Linked DNA regions of Mus musculus: region 2 is linked to region 1. A link is a loop called in an ENCODE intact Hi-C map of the cell type or tissue named here. Cell type or tissue: heart. All regions are shown on one strand.

Region 1 (8,000 bases):
AGAAGATACCTGACTACTAGGGGTGCTTAATGTCATGAGAACCAGAGAGATTTTGTTCCTCTAGACTGAGAGAGAGAAAAGAAAACAGACCCCCAAAATCCTTAACCTCTTGCCAATTTCACATTTACTCCCCAGTGCTTGGCTGAACCCAAAAAGCATCAGGATGTGTTGGTACAAGGATTCTAGTGATGCCACGTATCAATTACACCTGAGAAAATAAAGATGGTGTCATCAGTAAGCAAGTAACAGGGTGTGTGTGTGTGTGTGTGTGTGTGTGTGTGTGTGTGTGTGTGTACATACACACTCACACTCTGAAGTGCTGTGGTGCCGTTTAATAGGAAAGAAAACCTTCTCCTCTGCTTCCACAGTGTTTCCTGAGAGCCCCCAGTTATGTCAGACGGGCAGAAGCTGCACAACTCCACACTAGCTAGAATTTGTCCCATAACCAGAGGCACATATTCTTTGGACAGAAATCACAGGCCAATGTTTTTCTTCATTAATCTATTGTTGTGACATCCACACCTCTTGCTTATTGAAAGTTAATCACTTATAACTAGATTAAATGAGCAATTATTCATAAACGTCAAAAGGTAAAAAAAACAACTCAAAATGGCACAGAGGAGGATCACCCGTGATATACCGACACATCTGCCGTGAAAGAATCTCTTAGCTTCGGCTGCCAACTGGAAACAACCCAGAGTTATCTGAGCGAATCTCAATGGGGGGAGGGGGATTGCCTCAATTACACTGGCCTGTGCTATATCTGTGGGCATTTTCTTGATTGATTATTGATAGAAGAGGGCCCGGTTCACTGCGGTGGGCCTGGACTGTATAAGAAGTGTAACTAAACACTAGCCTGGAAACAAGCCAATGAGCAGTACTTCTCTGTGGTTTCTGTTTCAGCTCCTGCTTGACTTCTTGCCTCTACTTCCCTCGGTGATGCACTGTGATCTGAAAATATGAACGAGGTAAACTCTTTCCTCCACAGGTTGTTTTGGGTGGTGGTGGTTTTTATCACAGCAGCAGACGGCAAGGTAGAACATGGTGTTCTATGAACCTTGAAGGCATCATGGAGGTTTGAATGAGAATACCCCCCCCCCATCCATAGGACCATCAATTGGAATACCTGGTCATCAGGGGGTATTACTACTTGAAAAGATTAGGATTTGTGGCCTTGTTGGAGGAAGCGTGTCTGTGGGGATGGGCTTTGAGATTTCAAAAAGCCCATTCCACACCCAGAGCCGCTCTCTTCCTGCTGACTGCGAATCCAGTGGCTGACTGAGCTCTTATCTGGAAGAACTCTCAGCCACTTCTCCAGCACCATGTCTGCCTGTAAGCCACCGTGCTCCCCACTGTAATGGTAAGGGACTTAACCTCTGTCAGCCAGGCCGATTAAATGCTTTCTTTTATGAGGTGTTGTGGTATGGGGTCTCTTCACAGCAATGGCATGCTGAGTAGAACAGAGGTTACAAGTAGCTCAGACACTGATCCTACGATTACACTGGCATGAGGAACCTAAAGCTGTCAAACTAAGAGAGGCATGTGTGGCATGGCAGCCACCGAGGGGTGGGCGAATAGGAGGTTAGTAATTAAGTACACAGTTTCAGCTTGAGACAACATCCTAGAAACCCAGACACATTGATTGCTCAGTGAACAGTGGCACTCAAATGGTTAAAATGGTACATTTTTGTGTTACATATATTTTACTAAGTAAAAAACAATTAAGGTGGGCACAGAGGCCTACCTGTAATCCTCCTACCCTTTGGGGAGGTAGAGGCAGCTGGATAGCCATATCAGCCATATCAGTGAGACCTGGGTTCAATTGAGAGCCCCTGACTTCATGACTAATGACTAAGACAGAGAATGACCAAAGAAGACTCCTGGGGTCAATTTCTCAGGCTTCCACACTCAATGGCAGACATGTGTTCAAGCACCTACATATACATGTATGCACTCACAGGAGTATTTATACACACTCATTTTAAAACGTTAAATAAACACCTTAAAACACATATAAGATTTCACTGCAGTATTCATAAAGCCCAAAGCCAAATTCAAGGGTTGGAGAGATGGTTCCATGGGTACAAGCATTTGTTGCTCTTTCAGAGGACCCAGGTTCAAGTCCCAACACCCACATGGTGGCTCACAACCATCTATAACTCTAGTTCTAGAGGACCAGCTCACCTCTTCTGGCCTCTGTGAGTACCAGACATGCACACAGACTTACAAACATACCTGCAAGCAAAACACCCACAGACATAAGTTTAAAAAAATAACCTAAAAAATCCCATGATGGATGAATACAGGTGGTACGCACAGACAATGGACCTGATACAGCCATAAAGAAGAGTGTAGAACACCAAGTAAGAAAAGGTCACACACTGTACGGTCCCCATCACAAGAAGCACGTGGAATACCCAAATCCACGGAGACTGAGGGAGAGGAGTGTGCAGCATGCCATGGTGAGGGAAGAACTGAAAATGACCTACCATGGGTAAGGCATTCCTCCCTGAGCTGTTACAGAATTAGCTAGTGTTGGCAGTTGTACGGTTCGGTGAATATATAAGATGACGCAAGACATCAAAGCCACTGGATTGAGCCCAGGGTGGTGGGCTACACAATTCTATTGCTTCAGAGACTGAGGCAGGAGGATCACGAGTTTGAGGCCAGCCTGGGCTACCCAGAGAGCTGCTGTCTCAAAACCAAACAACAACAACAACAGAACACTTGGAAGACAGAGGCAGGAGGACTTGGACGTCAGGTTCACCCTCAGCCACACAGTGAATCTGAGGTCAGCCTGGGTTATATGAAACTTCAATTTAAAGGTGGGGGTGGGGGTGGGGATGAATCGCATATGGGTCATACCTAAGTTTTAAGTTTTTAATTAAATAAGAAAACCAATGGTTTGTGTTCCCTGTTCATACATGAATCCCTCTGACGCTCCTCAGGAGACTGACTATATAATACGGTTTCAGAGATGCAAGGAAAATTTTCTAGATGCTTGCTTTTATCAAGGGATGCATGGCTGAAGCTCAGCATGCTACTTTACTTACTGTCCACTAGATGGCACCATTTCCACTTAGTCACGGGGCGCCGAGGCGCCCGCTCCTGTTCCATCCATCTTTCGGAGGGCTATTACATTTATGCGATTTGGCTTGCTTAGAGAGAATGATTTACAGCAAGCCATGTTCTAATGCAATGCTCTGTATCGGGCCGCCATCCAGACTAAAGCACGTCCAGTATGACTCGCTTCAGAAGCAGGGCCCCAGACTAACTGCTTTAGGGTAATCAGCCTTGGAGTCTCAAACCCAATCACGGAGCTCCCCGGTGATGGGAATGGACAAACAGATAAAATAAATCGCATAAAAGCCAATTTGTCGGCAAAGGTGGCAAAGAAATTGAACGTGTAATTGGTTCTAATCCGGCCTCAGTGTGTTCCCGGATGTTTCTCAGTGGATGAGACACCCAGAGACAGACCTCCTCCACTAAAGCCCGCATCCTCTGAAGGCTTGGAAGAAACCAGGGCAAGAGGTTACACTTCAATCACCAAGGAAGCTTTCAAGACCACAGCGACTGCAACTCAGTCCAATTAAAAAGGCATCTGGGTCCGGGGTGGACACGAGTTTAACATATCTGTGCAGGGCTGGAGATGGTTTTGTGGTTTAGCACTGGCTCCTCTTCCAGGATCGGTTCAATTCCCAGCACCCATATGGCCGCTCACAACCCTTTGTAACTCCAATTCTGGGGAATATGACACCCCTTCCGGCCTGGATGGGCACTGCATGCATATGGTATACAGAAATACATATTGGGGTGTGGGTGTGTGTGTGTGTGTGTGTGTGTGTGTGTGTGTGTGTGTGTGTGTGTAAAATAAAATAAATCTAAAAGATATGCATGGTTGGGTTGAATCTACAGAACATCTAAGCTAAAGGCAATAGGACTTCCAAAGAGCCTGGGAAGCTTAGCTTGTTCAGCTTCCTGGCCTTTGAAGATGTACTTAGGTGAGGGTAGAGGGCCAGAGGCCAGGGAAATGGGTTAGAAGAACTCTGGGCAATGAAATGAGGGAAACCAAGAACGGATGGAGAATTCCCTGGGAATTGTGAGTGAGGCTAAGGAGATTGTAGAAAAGATGTTAACATTCCCTGGTGCTATACACACACACACACACACACACACACACACACACACACACACACACACACACACCTCAGAATGCAGTGACTTTCTGAGCCTATGGAAAATGAAGGTCCTGGACCCAGGTTAGACTCTTACTCCTGGGAAAGCAGGAGATCCTGTTTAGACCTTAACAAGGTATGGAAGCACCCACTGCAAAACTCCTAAAAGTCTAGGCTGGCCATGAAAGGGAGAGTAACTTTTTTTAAAAGACTCGTGCTGGAAGGAGGGGCTGCTTAGTCCCTGAAGTCTTTGCCATGCACCCACCAAGCTGTGGGTTCGAGCTTCAGCACCCTTTAACACCAAGTAGAGGGTCTCATGCATGTTCCCAGCACTTGGGATGGAGAGTCAAAAGAACCAAGAGGTAGCCTGGGCTACACGTAATCCTGTCTCAGAGAGGAGGGAAGGGGAGGGAGAGAAGAGGAATTAAAAGAAAGGGAGGGAGGAAGGGAGGGAAGGAGGAAGGTAGGAAAGAACAGAGGTAGGGAGGGATGGAGGGAGGGAAGGAGGGAGGGAGGAAGGGAAAGAGGGAGGAAAGAAGGAAGGAAGGAAGGAAGGAAGGAAGGAAGGAAGGAAGGAAGGAAGGAAGGAAGGAAGGAAGGAAAGAGAACTCACCACTAAATTCCTTCTTGAGAAAGTACTGGAAGCTCTGCCGACCCTTGGGGTCTCGAATCAGTTCGCTGAAGTTGAAAGCCCATCTCTCCACTCGCATCTTGGTTGGGATCTCCACCCTGCAAGGATGGTGACTGGTAAATGTGGCACTCCCTGGGAGACAGGGGCTGTACTTAGCCTCAGTGGGAGTGATAGGTCTACCAACCTTCATGAGGTCCTTGGCCAATGTCTCCACCTGATCCCAGTTTTGCTCTGCCCCCTAGCCTCTGCATAGACACACAATCCAAGTTGCCACTTACTAGGAGGACACAGCCTCCAAGTCCCCTGGGGTTCACACCAGAGATGTGGCCTCCCAGAGCTGAGGGAGAGTCACAACCCAGTGGATCCCTGTTCTTCAGGGGTAAAGATCCCCGTCATAAAACAATCTATGAAGGCTCAGGCTGCCACCTTCAAGCCAGGTTAGAATTCCAGTGACATATTGGTCCCTGGATGCTGTGGTCACAGCTACCAGTCAGCATCTGTCACTCACCAAGACTTCCCTTTTACCCTGAATGTGCACGAATGTTTGTGACAGCATTTGTCATGATAGTTACCACTTGGGAAAAGCCCAAATGTCCTTCTCTAGACAGACGGGTTCACACAGGGAAGTTTGTTTATACAAAACTGAAACAAAATGCTACATCCTGCTACAGTGTGAATAAACTCTGAAAGTTTAGCAGGAAGTGAAAAATGCCCAATGAAAGACCACACATCCTATGATGTCATTTACAGGAAGCATCTAGAATAGAAGAATACGGATAATCAGAAAATAGATTGACCACTGACCATCTAGGGGGAGGGCAGGGAGTGGAGATTTGGGGGCACCAACAACTAGAGGGTGCAGATTTGTTTTTAAAACATTGTGGTAGAGATTATATTCCCCTGTCAATATAACAAAATTTTAACTGTACACTTTAAATGGGTAAATTGTATGACATATGAATTACAACTCAAAAAAAAAAAAACTCAAACTTGATATAGGGCCTGGTGTATACCAGGTTGGCTTTGAACCTGCTATGTAGCTCAGGAACCTTGAATGCCTGATCCTCCTGCCTCCCAGGTGCTGGGGTTACAGGTGCACCATTATATTGTGTTGGGGGTCAAATCTGAGGCTTCATGAATTCTAGACACTCTACCAACTGAACCACAGACCACCCTAAAATAAAGCACATTTTGGGCTGAGGAGATGGCTCAGTGGATAAAGCATTTGCTATAAAAGTGTGAAAACCACTTTGGGTCTCCAGAACTCATGTAAAAACCTAGCAGGTGTGGTAGCCGCCTGTAAACTGCCCCCTCAGGAGGCAGAGACGGGATCCCCAGGGAAAGCTAGCTAGGTAGACTAGCCAGAACTGGAGAACTATGGGCTCAGTGAGAGACCACCACTTAATAAACAAAGTGTAGATGGGTGGAAGGAAGACATCTGATACCAGCCTAAGGCCTCCATACACATGAACACATGGACCCACACACCTGGTCTCAATCATACACACGTGCAAACACATCACACACATACACTCGACAAAATAAAATCAAACAAACCAGATTTGTTAAAATTTCAATGTTTGAAATACATACAATTTGGCATTTAAATCCCAGAACTGGGTGTCGTCTGTTATCCAAGGATTGCTTGGAAGGCAGCCGGACATGATGGCGTCATTGGACGAGAACTGCTCGCTGTACTTGACAATTCTGAAAAGCAGATAGAAAGAGGGCTTCCTAGAAATCCAACCCAGAGAGCCCGGATAATTCCATGGCATAATTGGCCTGCCTGGCCTCTCTTCTGGTATCGGCTTAGTTACATGTCTATTACTGTCTTCTCAGAAAAAAATGTGTGACAGCCCTGGGATGGGAAGCTATTTAGAGAGATCTGTCCTAGTGTGATAGTGCTGTTTTTCTTCCAGTCCTGTCCCCTTGTCAATTTTCTGTCCCTAGTTCAAACATGGCTTTGTCACATGTCATAGGAAGATTTTACATTCCAAAGTTGACTCAATCTGTGTCTTGGTGTCCATTTTAGAAGCTGCAATTGTCACAGATGAACCAAGACCACTGATCTTCTAGATTCCACCTCTGGAACCAATAATGCCTATGTTTGGGAACTTCAGTGCACTACTGGAAACCCTTTGGCCTCAAGCTAAGTGGGGCCTTCTGAGTTCATGCATTTCCTGATGTCTGAGACAGAAGCAATGCTCTTATCTGTGTGCAAGGAGAACCACGGGTTCTTGCCATGAATTCTGCCCATAGCCATAGGCTTACTTTTAGGGAAGATGGATCATTTTTTAAAAAAACTATTAATTTGGGAAGGTATAAAGGCTATCTGAAGATTTTTATGAGACCCTGACCTGTAACCTAATGTTGGAAGTCAGCAGTGACAAAATATGGTTCATTGGAACCTACGGTCAGTTTTCACGTTGCCTGTCATGTTTGACTTAAAGCAGACATTCTCTTACACACCTATCATTCGTGATTTAGCAAGACAAATCAGGGACATACCCTCCAAGAGACACCGAAGACTTCACTGTGGACCTCATTAAGGCCTGTTGGTAATACATGATCTGGAAAGAGAGACGGCTGTTAGAAGACAGCTGTGATTGTTAGTCACGACTCGGGAATCACTTGACAGACAGACAGACAGACCTCTGGGGATGTCTATGTGGGGATTTCTAGACTGGGTTGTGATGGGAGGCCCCACCCTTAAAGTGAACAGCACCAGGCCACAGGCCGGGCTCCAGGATTGAAGACACCGAGGAAAGTCAGCTGAGCAGCAACTGCATTCATAGCTCTCTGTTTCTTGACTGTGGATGCCCTGTGACCAGCTGCCTTGTGCAGTGCTGCTGTGACTCCCGCTTGCTCCCATGGTGGACTGTATCCCCCTAGAACTGTGAGCCAGGTAAACCCTTCCACCCTTAAGTTGCTTTGGTCAGGCAACAAGATAAGTAATATGATCTCCAACTCCCCGCCCTTGAGTACAATTAACTCTGATATTACAAAGATCCAAGGCCATGTATCTACACCAATAGTGTACTCTACATCTCTAAGTCAGGGCTTGGGTTCACACTTCAGACTTCTGGTCAATATTCTCCTTAACCCATCGTGTGCCAGTTTGAGAAAAACCAACAGCTGGGGGGCGGGGGGACGGGACACAAAATGTCCAAAGGAGGTTTGAAGTGAGATGGGGA
Region 2 (8,000 bases), 380 kb after region 1:
AACTGAACAAATGCACCCAATTGGAGACGTTTCTTCTGCATTAATTTTTATCTCTTTATTTATAAATTGTATTTGTGTGTGTGTGATATTGTGTGTTTGTGTGTATGTGTGATATTGTGTGCATGTGTGTGATATTGTGTGGGTGTGATATTGTGTGCATGTGTGTGATGTTGTGGGTGTGGTATTGTGTGCATGTGTGTGATATTGTGTGTGCGTGATATTGTGTGTGTTTGTGTGTGATATTGTATGCATGTGTATGATATTGTGGGTGTGATATTGTATGTGTGATATTGTGTGTGTGTGTGTGTGTGTATGTGTTTGTGACAGTGTGTGGTGGAGAGGGCATACTGATGCCACAGCACCCACATGGAGGTAAGAGGGCAACGCTGTAGGGTTTTCTCCTTTCATCATTACTTGGGTTTTGGGAATAGAATGTAGGTCTCCAGGTTTGCCTAGCAAGGGTCTTTGCCTCGAGCCAGCCATCTTGCTGGCCCCATCTCTTGATTTATTTGTAAAAAGTGAAAGGACAGGGAGCTTGTGAGGCAGTTCAAAGGGTAAAGGTACTTTTGCTCACCAAGGCCCCCATAGTGGAAGGAGGACAGACACTTCAGCAGATCCTCCCCCCCCCCACCATGTCTGTGAAACCCAGGCACACCCGGTCACTACCACCCAACCCCACAAATGAATAAATGATATCTGAAGGGCCAGGAAGAAATGCCAGCAAGCACCCTGACGTTCTTCAACTTGAATAGTTCTTCTTAAGAGAGTGAAACTGGGTTAGGGAGATAGTTCAGTTAGTAAGCTTGCCTCACAAGCAAGAGTTTGGTCCTCAGAACTTACATCGAAAAGACAGAGGTGATACTGTGAGCTTCTATTCCCAGCCCTGTGCTGGCAGAGATAGGTAGATCCCTGGGGGGTGGGGGTGGGGGCAGGGGGCTCTCTAGCCTGCTACCGAACCTAATTGGGAAGTTCCAAGCCATGAGAGACCCTTTCTCAAAACAAGGTGAATGGTGCCTGAGGGATGACAGCTGAGGCTGAGTTTTGGTCTCCCCCAGCCCCACACGTATATGTCTAACCTGCACACAGGCACACATGCATGCACACATTCATGTAGAACACATGCACGTGTGGGAACTAGGAATGATGCTGTGTGCTTATAATTCCAGCTCTGGGGATATGAAGGCAGGTGGATCGGAAGTTCAAGGCCATTCATTATCTGCCACAGAGAAACAAAACAGGCAGGGGATGTACCTCTGTTGGTAGGGTGCTTACCCAGTGGGCATGAACCCCAAGTTAGTCCCCAGAATAGCGTGAGACTGACATAGTGGTGCAGATCAGCAACCCTAGCATTTGGGCACTTGGGAGGCTTAAGGTTAAAAATACACTTAGCATCTTAGCCTGTGCTCCATCTGCACAGAGACAGGAGGCAAGAGGTGAGACAGATAGTCAGGATGACATAAGCTAAGCACAAGCAGGAAGCTCCAAGGAGACACAGTTTTCCAAAAGGAAACCAATGTACTACGGTGACTGACTAGCCAAGAGACTTTAAAACACTTGTTTCCGGGCCATGGGTTAACCTGGGCTTCTGGGTGAGCCTGGGATAGCTGATAAATAGTATTTAAACAACGAACTTTGGGAGCTGGGGTTATGTCCCAGTTGGTAGAGTGTTTGCTTAGGATACATGACATCCTGGCTTCAATTTTCACCACCATGAAAGCTAGTGGGCACATGTTCTGTAATCTCAGTACCCAGGAAGTAAGGGTGCGAGGGTGAGGAGTTTAGGTGAGCCTTGGCTACAGAGTGAATTCAAAGCTAGTCTAGACTAAATGAGACCCTGTCCCAATAAAAACACAACAAATCAAAAGAAACCAGGTTCTGTCTTATTTTTGTGAAAGGTTTCCTCTCAGTCCACCACCCTGAAATTGGTTGGGTGGAGGTGACAAGAATGGAGAGCTTCAGCCGGTTGTGGTGGTGCACGCTTTAATCCCAGCACTTGGGAGGCAGAGGCAGGCGGATTTCTGAGTTCGAGGCCAGCCTGGTCTACAAAGTGAGTTCCAGGCTATACAAAGAAACCCTGTCTCAAAAAGAGAGAGAGAGAGAGAGAGAGAGAGAGAGAGAGAGAGAGAGAGAGAGAGAGAGCTTCTTGGCGGACAGCGCCATCTAGTGATACGACCCGATATTTAGTTCCATGCTGATGGAGTGGACCTCCTTATGGAGATCAGCTTGATGTCAAAGTCCTGCAAGAAGAGACCTGAAGACATTATCTTGTTCTTTTTTTTTTTTTAAGATTTATTTATTTTATGTATATGAGTACACTATAGCTGTCTTCAGACACACCAGAAGAGGGCATTGGATCCCATTACAGATGGATGTGAGCCACCATATCGTTGCTGAAAATTGAACTCAGGACCTCTAGAAGAGCAGTTGGTGCTCTTAACCACCATACCATCTCTCCAGTCCCCATCTCTTGCTCTTTTAAAATCTATTTTCTTTATGTCAGCGTGAAATACGCTCACTTCTTTCGCCACTTTCTTGTAGGAGAAGAAGTTTGGAAGGTGTCTGCCTATTTAGTCAAGAGCTTGGGTCTTACTGAGTGTTCTTTTTGAGCCAACCATTGCTCTAGGTCCTGGGGATAAATCACTGTATAAAAATAAAAATAAAAAACTCCAAGCTGACATAACTAGACAGACAATGGACTCGGGAAATAAAGTAGGTGCTGCCTTAGATACTGGCCTAAGGACACAAAGGGAAAGGTTGGGGATTGGTAGGGATACAGTGTTGTTTTTTTTTTTTTTCCTTAGAAATAGAAATAGAAAGTTCCATTTGATAAAAGAACAAGAGGGAGAAGGAAGTGGCTTTTGCAGTCGTGAAAGATAGGAAGCATTTGGAGCCAAAGTGCTCATAGCAGAGCAAAGAAACATGGTGTCGGGCAGAAAGGGAAGTAAGAAAAAGGACCAGGTAGCTCTTGTGTGGTGGGAGGTGAGAAACCTTTAATAGTTTAATTTGTTTTATTGTTTATTATAATATTATTATTATTAATCGTTGAGACAGGGTTTCACGTATTTCAGCCTGGCCTTGAACTTGCTATGTAGCTTAGAATGTCCTTGAATTCTGATCTTCCTGTTGCCACACATGTTGGGATCACACGTGAGCATTTACTATCCCTGGTTTATGAGCTCCTGGGGCTCGAACCTAGGACACTCTGCATATCAGGCAAGCACTCTACCACCGGAGCTACACCCAGCTCTTTCATTTATATTTGCTGTGTTGAAAAGAAATCGAAAGTCTTGGGGAATTCACAATTCACTTCAGCCCTTTAAAAGCCCTGGGAAGCAGACTGCACCGGCCTTGACAGTCAACAACAAGGCCACTGAGGCCTAAATTCAGCTGCTCAGGAGGGTGTTTAAGTCAAGGCCCAGCGGCAGCTGTGAAATAGCATCAAATGACTCACTCCGGATGGATGCCCTTCCCAGACCCAAGCTTCTCCCGCTTCCTGATTTCTGAGATGCCAACTCTTAAACCACCTGCCTCTCGCCACAGTCTATCCTGGTGTGATTCCAGCTCTTTCTACCCTTTGCTGATAGAATCATTTAACATGAACCTGGCTAAGAGTTTTCTCACACTCTTTTACCAAGATGCCTCGTGGTTCCTTTGTGGGGTGCGTTCTCCTGTAGATGTAATCTAATAGAACGAGCAGAGCTCAGTATGCCACACACCTAAGCTCGAGAAAAGCCAGGTGAAACAATTCCTTCCTACTGTAAAATCCTGTAGCTTAGTTGAGATGTTTTGTGTGCCAATTAGAAAAGTCTGTTAGTTACAAAAAGAATGACGACTATATTGACCAATATTTTATAATAGAAAGAATGGATTATTTTTTTGTGAGTTGCACTATGCCTGTCTGGTCCCTCACCAGGTTTACATTTTTCACTTACTGTTTGGCTGTCTTGACTTGACTAAAAGCTTAAAATAAGTCCCCATGTCTACCTTGCAAGCCAGGACCTCCCTTGTACCAGCAGGAGATCAGAAAAGGTCTGTCTGGGCGGAGCCCCTGAACTCATCTGCAGGATACCACAGCCCTAATGACTTCAGAAGGAGACACAGCTCAGCAATGTGGTTATCCAAATTTCACCTGCCCTTCCTCCTGCCGTTCATAGGTCATTCAGCCCCTCTTAGTAGACTTTCCCAGTGATCATTGGAAGGAGGACCCTGCAAGTGGTGTATAGAGGGTCTGTCTGTTGTGGATACTTAACGCTAGAATCTTCAGCTAAAGTAGTCAGATTATGACTCAGAGCCTCATTACTGCCATCTGCTGGTGTCCACTGTGACAACACTAGAGATTTCTTCTCTGGATCATCACATGTATCCAATCATGTATACATTTTTCTATCTTATGTTAAAGTGGTGAATCACACCAAATGATTTTTTTTAACTGAGGTGAAGTTTGCACTGAGTTATCTGTTCAAGTGAAGGACCCCCTAGAGTTTCATACATTTACAATTCCTGAGCACATTACTCAAAAGGACTGGAGAAGTTGTAGCTCAGTGGTAGAGTGTTTGCCTAATGTGCAAAAGGTCCCGGGGTTCAATTCCTATGATGGGAAAAGCAAGCACAAATTATATCCCTCAGAAGAAAACCTAGAGCTAGTGAGCATTGCTCAGCAGATAAAGGCACTTGCACCAGTAGACAGACCTGGGTTTTGATTTTTTGAGACCCACATGGTAGAAGGAGAGAACCAACTCCTGAAACTTTGACTTTCACTTGGATGCACTGCAGGGGCACATCTCCCCTTACCATGGACAGCCAGCCATTAAGCAATTATTTCCTCCCTTCCTCCCTAGCCTCCCCTGACCCCCAGGCCGCTGGGATGCCTTCTGCTTCTATGGTTTACCTATTTTAGAATATTTTTAAAAAGTAATTTAAATAAAACATTATTTGCGTATGTGAGTGCTTTGCCTGCACGTACAGCCGTGTGACAAGCACATGCCTGGGTGCACTTGGGGGTCAGAAGGGGGTATCTGATCCCCTGGAACTGGAGTAACAGACCGTTGTGAGTTGTTCGGTATGGGTGTTAGCACCCAGTCTCGGGTCCTCTGCAAGAGCCATGCATACTCTTAACCACTGAGCCATCTTTCCATCCTTACTATCGTATTTTCTCAGACAGGGTCTCTCACTGAACTCGGAGCTCATGGATTTGGCTGGACCGGTTGGCCAGTGAAGCCTCAGCATCCTCCTGTCTCTTCCTCTCCAGACCCGAGTTTACAGATGAGACCCGCGGGGCTTAGCTTTAATTATTTCTAAATTATTTTTTAATATACATATATCTGACATCTGAAATGAGGTCCTCACGCTTGTCAACTGAGCCACCACCCCAGGCTCGGTCCCTTTCATTTTTACGTATTTATTCTCTTGCTAAAATTCCTCAGTATGCCACCAGATCTTCAGATAAAAGAGGACATGATGTCATTCAAGCTAGGCTCAGCTGGGGGCAGCTTATCAGGCCGGAGAACAGAGCCAGTCACATCCATGATACAGAAAGATCACCACTTCCGTACACCGGAAGCTTTGCTCTCCTGAAGACCTGGAGTGACATCAGAAGCCCCGTCTAGGAGGCAGCTGGTGCCGGACTCTGGGGCTTAGGGTAGGGCAATGTTTGGGATCAGAAGCCCTGGAAATGATTGTAATCTGAGCCGTAGGGGCTGAAGTTGGGAGGGGAGGGGCGATGCAATGGAAAAATGTGTCAGCTGGCGAAGAACTGGGAAGCGGTGTTTGATTTGAGTATCCTTTTAATTTTAGAAACACTATCAGGAAGGAGGCTGCCTTGTGAGTTGAGCCGCCTGCACCGGCTCTAAATCACACGTCGCCGATGAGTGTAGATCCTTGTTATAAATGGAAACGTGGACTGGCAGGTCCTTACTGACTGTAACTGAGGGTCTGGCTAACGTCAGTACCTAGAATGTTCGGGATCTAGTTTCCTTATGAAGTATAAATACATACAAGGGATACAAAGTTATTTGTTCTCTTCAAAAATAAGACCACTTTTACTGTGGCAGAGCTGAAGTGGATCCAGCTAGGAATGCTTTTTGGTATATGTATGATTTAGTAATTATAGATGTATAATGTATGTCTATTTGTAGAACATTAGCCCCAGAGACCGCTAAGTGCTTTCAAGAAAAGCACCAGGTAGAGCAAGCATTGTCTCAAACACATTCCAAGCTGGCGCCTTCCTAGGTTCCAGCTTTCCTCTCCCTTCTCCAGAGATTTGCTCAGCCTCTACCTGCACGTGGCCCCGAGTGACCCGCTCTCTGGAATGTTCTGTGTGCCTCTGACTCTCAATTCCAGGAGCTTTCAACACACACACACTTCTGCTGTCATTCCTGGTGGATCACTTGAGCCTGGGGCCTTGAAGGAATCTGGTTTCAAGGGGGTCTTGAGATGGTGGGAGAACTGCCATTTGAAAAAGAGACCGGTCATTGATTTGTCTTATCGGTGGGATGTTCTATCCTTCTGTCCTCCCAATTCATGACTATGGTGTATAATATTACATCCATTTGAAGTGAAATGTGCAGTTTCCCATGACTATATAGTCCTTTGTCCTTCCATTCCAGGTAATTTGGTTACATTAGCCCGTGCATTTACTTCAAGGCTGATTATAAATAACCTGAAATGTCTTGCATACAGTCTCCTCCCTCTCAAAGGCCAATTCTGCTAGGCTAGGGTTTGCTGTAGATTCTCTCTTCCCAGAACAATGCCTGACCTCAGAGTAAGTGCTTATGACCGCCTCACTGGCTGACTACCTATGACAGAATTGGTAATTTAAATGTAATAAAAACCTCTGCTCCAAGCCCAGGGAGATGGCTCAGCGGATTGAAACACTTTACTTCCCAGGTAAGGATCCCCAGGACCCATGAGGTAAAAGAAAGAGCCGACTCCCTCACATATTCCTCTGATCTTTGCACATTATGCCATGACAGCACACAGACACAGACACACACACACACACACACACACAGACACACACACACACTATTCTTTAAAAAAAAAAACTTAGTTGCTTTTATTCTCAAAAATATGTGTGTGTGCTGTTTGTGTGTACGCATGGTCTCATGTGTGGGGCACACGTGTGTGTGTGTGTGTGTGTGCATGTATCTGTAAGCACAAGATTGGCATTGTCTGTGCTCTTCCTTGTCCTCTTATTCACTGAGCCAAGGTCTTTCAATTGAATCCAGATCTGGCCAATACAGCTATTCTAGCTTGCCAGTTTTCTCCAAAATCCCTTCTTCCATCTTTCCAAACACTGGAATTACAGGCAGGTTATCACATCTACCCATCACTTATATGGGTGCCGGGGATTCTTGCCCCCACTGGTGTTAAACACTGAACCATCTCCCTTACCCGCCATGTAACCCTTGTGGTGGTTTGAAAGGGAATGCCTCCCCCTCTCTCATAGACTCATATATTTAAATGCTTGGTCCCTGTTTAGTGGAACTGTTTGGGAAGGATTTGGAGTTACAGCCTTGCTGGAGTGGATGTGGCCTTGTTGGAAGAGGTGTGTCACTGGGGGTGGGCTTTGAGGTTTCAAAGGTCTAGTCTCCCTCCCTTCCTCCCTCCTCCCCTCCCCTCCCCCTCCCTCCCTCCCTCCCTCCTCCCCTCCCCCTCCCTCCCTCCCTCCCTCCTCCCCTCCCCCTCCCTCCCTCCCTCCCTTCCTTCTCTGCAGCTCTGCAGCTCGGGATGTGAAGCTCTCAGCTACTGCTCTAGCACCACGCCTGTCTGCTTTCCTCCATGGTGATCATGGACTAACCCTGTAAAACTGTAAGCCAGCCCCCAGTTAAATGCTTTCTTTTATAAGAGTTGTCTTGGTCATGATGTTTCTTCCCAGCAACAGAACAGCAAGACATCCTCTCTATTTACGCATTTAGTGTGTGTGCATGTGTCTGCACTATTTGTGTGCAAATATATGCTCACGCATGCAATAGCATGTGCATGGAAGTCAGAGGACCGCT

Evidence for each region. Peaks named below come from ENCODE experiments on the same cell type or tissue, not always from the same donor. Only the 100,000 strongest peaks of a DNase experiment are listed, where the experiment ranks them.
Region 2: it touches region 1 in a loop (5-fold over the local background); 6 of 42 quality-filtered maps call a loop at or near these places.

The regions. Positions count from the first base shown.
Region 1 is chr11:109,241,665-109,249,664 of GRCm38, forward strand. Rgs9 (regulator of G-protein signaling 9) reads right to left here. Exons shown (of 19, transcript NM_011268.2): 11 at 7,315-7,376; 12 at 6,400-6,513; 13 at 4,789-4,904. Among named protein-coding and RNA genes, the nearest start is that of Gm39440, 26 kb to the left of the region's middle. In heart, a CTCF peak has its summit at 3,061 (motif pointing right); no DNase peak of the experiment used is centred here; H3K27me3 peaks cover 1,927 bases.
Region 2 is chr11:109,617,116-109,625,115 of GRCm38, forward strand. The region is part of intron 2 of Gm11685 (a long non-coding RNA gene); the gene reads left to right. Among named protein-coding and RNA genes, the nearest start is that of Gm11685, 7.9 kb to the left of the region's middle. In heart, CTCF peaks have their summits at 2,178 (motif pointing left), 4,323 (motif pointing left) and 5,479; a DNase peak (open chromatin) is centred at 5,826; H3K4me3 peaks cover 659 bases; H3K27ac peaks cover 3,287 bases.